2 separate regions of the Mus musculus genome follow, and region 1 is linked to region 2. The links are chromatin contacts, found by Hi-C or POLR2A ChIA-PET in ENCODE. All regions are on one chromosome and are shown on one strand. Each heading gives the region's core, a stretch centred on a gene start or an enhancer-like site at or near the end of the contact. The rest is flanking DNA. Distances are from core to core; before and after follow the strand shown. Region 1 overlaps Pip4k2b (phosphatidylinositol-5-phosphate 4-kinase, type II, beta). Region 2 has its middle 13 kb from the start of Epop.

Region 1 (3,698 bases), core at 165-2,664, 73 kb before region 2:
CGGGGAAAGGGGGGGATTCCATTCCCAGGCCCTTACCCTCCCGATTACTGTGTGGCAGCCAGTCCCCATTCCTTCTGTGGAAACTGTGGAACTGAGAAAATATGTCTCGCATCCAGCTGACACAAGGGATACTATGAACACTCTGACACCAAGCAGTGGCCTCAGGCCGTGTTCCCAGTCTGCAGGGCAGCGCCAGGAGTGCGGTTCAGTTCCGCTGCAGTGCTAAATCCTTATCTAGCTCAGGGGTTACTGGTCTGTGGCTGGCGCCATGAGTGGCCCCCAGGCTGTTCTCAGTGGCACTATAGTCCCCCACCCCACCCCCAGGCAGCTGTCCCCCTCCTTACCCCCCTCCCCCCAAAATCACTTTTCTCAGTCCTGGGCTTTAGGCCTGAACAGGTCCCCTAGCAGTGCTCAAGGGAGGAGAGACTGGACTCCTGTCGAGACTTCCCCCCTTCACCATGTGCCAGGCCTCCCTGGGGAGGTGGACCAAAGACCCAGGACTTTCTCAGTAGCCAGTCCCCCACCCCACCCCACCCCAACCCCAGTTGTCTTTTTAACAATTCAGGTTGAGAGGGAAAAACCATTAGCTGTTTCTAGTGCTTGACCGACTCAAGTATTTCGGGCAGAAAGGACAGTGCACCGAGACAGCCCTCAGAGCTCTGGCCTTGTGGTTTCCCAAGTTTAGAGACCTCACCAGCAGTAATGGCCGGTGGGGTGGGGGTAGGGGGTCTCAAAGGGAAACACATTTAGACAGCTAGCCAAAATCTGCCAGCCGTGGTCCCAGTCCTCTGAAGTGTGCCACTTAGGATGAGTGTCACCAAGGGGAAGTGAGACGTAGCTGTCCTTCAGGTTGAGTCACCAGGAAAGAGGCTGAGGACACCCGAAGAGCCTGTCCCTTGCCCACAGCCATTTTTCAAGGTGGGAGCCCATACATTTAGGGGGACCATCTGCTTAGCACATCTCAGCGGCTGGTCAGAACATTGCACACACGAAATGTGAATGAAATCTAGAGTCATCTTTGGGCCCGCAGGATTAAAGTTCTACCCACCACATGTGACTTGTCCATTTCCGGCTGCAAGCTCCATTTTTTTAAAAATAGGAATTTTCACCCCTGTGCTTGTCTAATGTCTGCTCTGAACAGTTCGAGCCTCTGTTACTGTTTTAAAATGCATGCATGTTAAAAAAGAATCTCCAAATGGGAGGACAAAATAAAACTCGAAAAGCTTTGTGTACATCTGGTATGTGAGTCCTTTGAGATGCAACCCACCCTCCTTCAGAATTAGAATGTTTTTGTCCCAGTTTTAGAGGCAAAAATCAGTATATGGTTTGGAGCAGCAGTGTGGCAGCAGTCCGTTCTGAGGTGCAATTGTTGAGCAATACTGACCTCACAGCACTGGGCAGCCTGCCCACAAGATAATATTACCATGTGCCACGGCCCCCTCCTCCCTTCAGCTGTGCATAGACAGTGCCTAGGAGCCATGTATCCCAACTGCCTGTGTAGCTTTGAATACAGCATCCTTGTGAGCCTTCAGCTATCCATCTATATACTTGTACTTTAAAGGCTAGTACTTGGGCTGGACGGTGTATCTCAGTGGTACAGCACTTAGCATGTGCGGGGTCCTGGGTTCCATTTCCAGGACAGACCGACAGACAGAAACACACACACACACACACACACACACACACACCAAAAAGGCAGGGAGGAGTAGAGCACTGACTGCTCCTCCATAGGTCCTGAGTTTGATTCCCAGCAACCACATGGTGGCTCACAGCCATCTGTAATGGAATCTGATGCCCTCTTCTGGCCACAGGCATACTTGCGTATTCATACACATAAATCTTTTTAAAAAAATTTTTAGTAGCTCTCAGTGTAGACTTGGACCATCTATGTCAGTGGCAGCTGAGATTCAGAAACAAAACTTAGCTCATCTCAGACCTTCTGATTCATAAAGCTAAAAAACAAAAATTTCAAATTCCCCCCCCCCACCCCAGGCCTGTGTGGATCTCTAACCCAGTCCGCAAAGCATAGGTAGGAAGGTCCCTGGAGCCTGGACGCCCTGGGCTGTGGTTGGTGGTAGAATACTGCCTAATACTGAAAGCCTTGGGTTTGATTCCCCCAGCACCACAAAAAGATTATTTTCAATAGGAATCAGTTTGAATGGGCCCGCAGAACATTCAGAGGCTACCGGGAACCATGCAGACATCCACGTACTGGATCTACTGCAGGTTAGAGTGTGCCAGACAGTATTCTCGGTGGTCAGTGAAATCAGCTTGGCGAGCACGCCCACCTCTCCCTGCCAAAGTGATGAACTGAAGACAAAGATAAACAACACTGACCTAGATCACTCACCAGTCCTTGGCCAAATCCCATTGAGGCACTGGAAGACTGGGAGACTGCCAGCTGAGCTGAATGAGAGGGACCCAGGTTTGGGGACAATTGGAACATGGGCTTATCTCCTTGCACACCACCACTTAGCAAGCGGATTTAGACACGTGTATGGGTGCTTTTCATCTAAGGCTGCTCTTAACTGCCTTGGCTCACAATGACTGAGTTCTACGTTAGGTAAGGCACGCTCTGCACAGCAGCCCAGCCTGCTCTGCACAGCACAGCCCAGCGTAGCGAGGGCATCCACTGGTGCCTAGTAGGGGGCCCCAGGTGTGCCAACGCAGCAAGGGCAAGTCCAAAAGGAAACACAGGGTTGAGATGTAGCTCAGTAGAGAATGTGTGCTCAGTGTGTCGGAGGGCCCAGGTTCAATTCCCTGCACCACAAAAGGGGGTGGAGTGGGGGTAGGATGGGACCAAAGACAACTGAGATAAAGTTGCTCGCTCTGTACTGGACTCTCCCTGATGGGGACAAAGCTGCAGAAACAAAGGCAGGCAGGCAGGCATGAAAGAAAGGCAATTTTATTAAAAAGAAAAACAAAAGGGAGATGGGACCAGAGCACAGGTTAGTCCATCCGGGCCTTCAGCGTCCTGGTGGTGATCTTGTCTTTCTCACTGTCAAGAGAGAAAAGTCACAGAGTCACGTCTACTGTCTCTCCTGTCTGCCTCTCCTCTGAGCCTCAGCTGTGAAGGGAAAGGCTGCTGGCGACCAAGAGTCTGTTACCTGACAGCCTGTTCTGAGAGCAGGACAGACGGGGGCAGGGAGCTTTGCTGCAGATAGTTGGGGAAGACTGAGACACCCTCCAAAGAGCGGAGACCCCAGGCCTACAGAGCAAGTGTAATAAGCACCTGGTCTCACTACAGAAGACACAAAACCCTTGGATGGCTCAATTCTGCTTTTCATGGTCAGTAAGCAGGACCCACGAGGAAATGACAGCCTCAAACAGGGAGAGGGCAGTAGGTAGCTCAGGTCTGGCTAGAGACTGGAATGTGAGACACACATACACACACACACACACACACACACACACACACACACACACACACACACAGAGTTCTGGGCTGCAGACTGGAGGGTGCAGGGACGCTGGGGAGCCCTAAGCCACTCTATCTGCGGGAAGTTGCTGCCCATCATCACCCCTGAAACTTTGGGGACACTGTTAGGGAAGGAAAGAAATGTCCACCGTCAGGAGACTCAGTCACAGAGTGTCACCCGAGGCCTACCTTAGTAAAGCAGGCCTATTGTCTGCTCTCTCCTTCCTTCTTCCTCAAACTAATCTTGAATTCAAAACCCCCTAGCCTCAGCCTCCCCAGT
Region 2 (3,823 bases), core at 995-3,494:
GTTGTCGGGGGAATAATTTTGTCTAAGATGCCACAGGAAACAGGAAACTTGATTGACTGCTTTTGTTTGGTTTTGGGACAGTCTCTCCTTCTGTATCAAAGGTTGGTCTAAACTGTTCAGCAATTCTCCCACCTAAGGGTTTCCCCGTGACGCCCTGATTATCCTGGAATTCACTCTGTAGACCAGGCTGGACCCAAACTCAGAGAACAATCTTCTGAGTGCTGGGATTAAAGGCATTCCTCAGCAAAGCTTTGAGAAAGGTTCTCAATATGTAACTTAGGGTATCCTAAAATTTGCTGTGGAGCCCAGGTTGGCCTTTGCTTCATAGAGAGAGTCACATGATACTGCCTCTAAGGAGTGCTGGGATTAAAGAGAAGCGTCACCATGCCACATCTATTTGTTTTTTCAGATAAGGCCTCAGAGAACCCACCCTGGCCTCAAACTCACTGTGTAGCTACAGAATGATCCCGAGCCCCTACTGCTACATCTATAGAGCTTGGGATTACAGATGAGCGTCACCAATTCTGGTCTTGCTCTTTGTTTTGAGATGGGAGGAGGGGGTCTCCCTGTGTAACCCAGGCTGTCTTAGAACTCCTGATCCTCCTGCCTCAGCTTCCCAAGTGCTCATATTATAAACATGGGCCATTACACCAACTAGTTACACATTTTGAAAGGACCACTAAAGCTGAAAATCACCAAGACTAGAAAGGTAGCGAGAGCCCTCTCCCTCCCCACCCCCCGCCCCGGGAAGGGGTAATTCTAGAACCCTTGAGTAGGAGCAGACATTGTCCAAAAGGGAGCAGGAGAAACAGAGCTGAGGGGACAGAGCAGGATGCGGTTGCTTTAGACCCCCAAGGGTACTAAGTGACTGAGAAATGGAGAGAGAATATCGTAAGGCAGAAGGAAGAAGAACCCATCCCTCTTTCTAGAAGGACCTGCGTGTATTATCATAAGGCAGAAGGAAGAAGAACCCATCCCTCTTTCTAGAAGGACCTGCGTGTAAGACTCTCACACTTAGAATTCACTACCTGCCTGGACTCAGTGGTAAACATTAAAAGATTATGGCTGGGAACAGGAGAGGTGGCTCAGCAGTAAAGTGCACTGGTAGATGGTCCAAAAGACCTGGGTCTGATTCCCAGCATCCATGTGGCAGCTTACAACCATCCATAACTCCAGTTCCAGGGGTTCCAGCGCCCTCTTCTGGCTTCTTTGGGCTCTGCACACACATTGTGTGCTGACATACATGCAGGCAAAATGCCCAAGACATAAATATAACATTGTAGCTGTGGTGTAGTTTAGTAGTAGAGCACTTGCCCTAGTATGCTAGAGACCTTGGGTTTAATCCCCACAAACCACAAACAGAAAATGAGGGCTAAGGATATAGCTCAGTTGTAGAGTGTTTATGTAGCAACCAGGAAGCCCTGTGTATACAGGTCCACAGCACTGTGTAACCTGGCCTGGAACCATACACCTGAGATCTCAGCACTTGGGAGGTAGAGGCAGGAATATCAGCTCAAGGTCGTCATTGGCTACATAACAAGGTTTAGACCAGCCTGGGCTATATGAGATGCTGTGTTGAAAAAAAAATGTCAGCAGAAAGATGTCTCTGAGAAGGATGTAACACAATCCAGTTGGTGGCTGTGGACACAATCCTGTCTGTGGTTTGGCTGGCTGCGAGACTGACTCCAGGGGTCAGGATGACACCAAGATTTCTGGTTGTAGGAATGGATTGTGGAACCATACCCTGGAATAGCTGTTCCTTGAAGTGGAGCTCTTAGCTTTGGGAACAGGAGGAAAGCTGAGGGTTTCTGTCAGGTCCAGTGAAATTGAGGACTGAGAAGGCCCTCATAGGAGACTCCAAGGCAGCTTGACATGTATGTCTGAGCTGAGAGCAGAGCGCTAGCCCTGGATGGTGGTGGCAAAGTGGGCACAGATTAGCCACAGAGTAACATGTGAAAGGACAGAGTTCTCATTGGAGCCTTATGAGAGTTCAGCATTTGAGGCTGGAGAGAGGAGGGCAGCCTGTGATGGAGACTACAGAGAGAGGATGACAGCAGAGAGCTGGGACCCAGTGCTGAAAGCCTGGAGTTACTAGAAAGAGGAAGAAGCCGGGGCTGTGGCGACTGCGGACAGGTCAGGGCTGGTGCCAGGGCTGGCTGATTTTGATGAGACGGAGGTCGGATGAGCTAGAGGCCACTGGGACTGCAGAGGAGCTATTTCAGTGCCAGGTGGGGGAGGAAGCAGATGGCGGTGGGTTGAGGAGTAGTAGGAAGTGAGAAGAGAAGAAGGAAGACAGCCTGCGCAGACAGGCTTGGGCAAGTTTGGCTGTGAAAGGGAGAAGGGATGAGGGACGGGAGAACAGACCTGGGGTCAAGAGATTTGGTGGCTGATTTTTTTTTTTTTTGACTTTTCAGTGCTGGGGCTTGAGTGTGCCAGGCAAGCACACTAGTGTTGATCTGTAGCCTCGTGCTTGGCCTCTGACTAGGACAGAAATGCTGGTGGGGGCTGGATAGCTTTGTGCAAAGAGGTATCCAGCACTTGGAAGGTAAAGGTTGGAGGATATGGAGGTCCAAGAGCATCCTCGACTACACAATGAGAAGAGAAAACTGACTTCCACTGCCCTCCACATGTGGGCCATAGGACAAGCATCCATGCAAGCAGGTGCACACACACACACACACACACACACACACACACACACACACACACACCAAGTATCCATGCAAGTAGGTGTACACACACACACCAAGCATCCATGCAAGCAGGTACACACACACACACACACACACACACACACACACACACCAAGTATCCATGCAAGCAGGTGCACACACACACACACACACACACACACACACACCAAGTATCCATGCAAGCAGGTGCACACACACACACACACACACACACACACACACCAAGTATCCATGCAAGCAGGTGCACACACATACACACAAACAGACACACCCCAAGTATCCATGCAAGCAGGTGCACACACACACACAAGTATCCATGCAAGCAGGTACACACACATACACACAAACACACACACCCCAAGTATCCATGCAAGCAGGTGCACACATGCACAGGACAAGCATCCATGCAAGCAGGTGCACACACACACACACACACACACACACACACACACGACAAGCATCCATGCAAGCAGGTGCACACATGCACAGGACAAGCATCCATGCAGGTGCACACACACACAAGTATCCATGCAACCAGGTGCACACATGCACAGGACAAGCATCCATGCAAGCAGGTACACACACACACACACACACACACACACACACACACACACACACGACAAGTATCCATGCAAGCAGGTGCACACACACACAAAACAAGTATCCATGCAAGCAGGTGCACACCCACCCACCCACACCAAGTATCCATGCAACCAGATGCATACACACACACACACACACACGACAAGCATCCATGCAAGCAGGTGCACACACATACACACAAACACACACACCCCAAGTATCCATGCAAGCAGGTGCACACATGCACAGGACAAGCATCCATGCAAGCAGGTGCACACACACACACACACACACACACACACACACACACACACCAAGTATCCATGCAACCAGGTGCGCACACATGCACAGGACAAGCATCCATGCAACCAGGTGCACACACACACACACACACACACACACACACACACGACAAGCATCCATGCAAGCAGGTGCACACATGCACAGGACAAGCATCCATGCAATCAGGTGCACACACACGACAAGCATCCATGCAAGCAGCAGGTGCACACATGCACAGGACAAGCATCCATGTAAGCAGGTGC

Evidence for each region. A loop is a pair of places that touch in the nucleus more often than their neighbours do. ChIA-PET counts read pairs that join two places held with the same protein, here RNA polymerase II (POLR2A).
Region 1: POLR2A ChIA-PET joins it to region 2 with 12 read pairs in embryonic stem cell. The contact joins two enhancer-like sites. A Hi-C loop is called at or near these places in 1 of 37 maps with a recorded cell type or tissue (mouse embryonic stem cell). POLR2A ChIA-PET finds 5 or more read pairs at or near these places in 5 of 5 experiments (Patski and embryonic stem cell).

The regions. Positions count from the first base shown.
Region 1 is chr11:97,712,693-97,716,390 of GRCm38, reverse strand. Pip4k2b (phosphatidylinositol-5-phosphate 4-kinase, type II, beta) reads left to right here. Exons shown (of 10, transcript NM_054051.1): 10 at 1-1,234. It overlaps Psmb3 (proteasome (prosome, macropain) subunit, beta type 3), which reads right to left. Exons shown (of 6, transcript NM_011971.4): 6 at 2,891-2,998. The coding sequence ends at 2,950. Among named protein-coding and RNA genes, the nearest start is that of Psmb3, 11 kb to the right of the region's middle. Within about 2 kb of position 1,414, at least 2 of the 3 ENCODE cell types and tissues checked have a DNase peak (open chromatin) inside an H3K27ac peak, as active enhancers do.
Region 2 is chr11:97,640,311-97,644,133 of GRCm38, reverse strand. No RefSeq gene overlaps it. Among named protein-coding and RNA genes, the nearest start is that of Epop, 13 kb to the right of the region's middle. Within about 2 kb of position 2,244, at least 1 of the 3 ENCODE cell types and tissues checked has a DNase peak (open chromatin) inside an H3K27ac peak, as active enhancers do.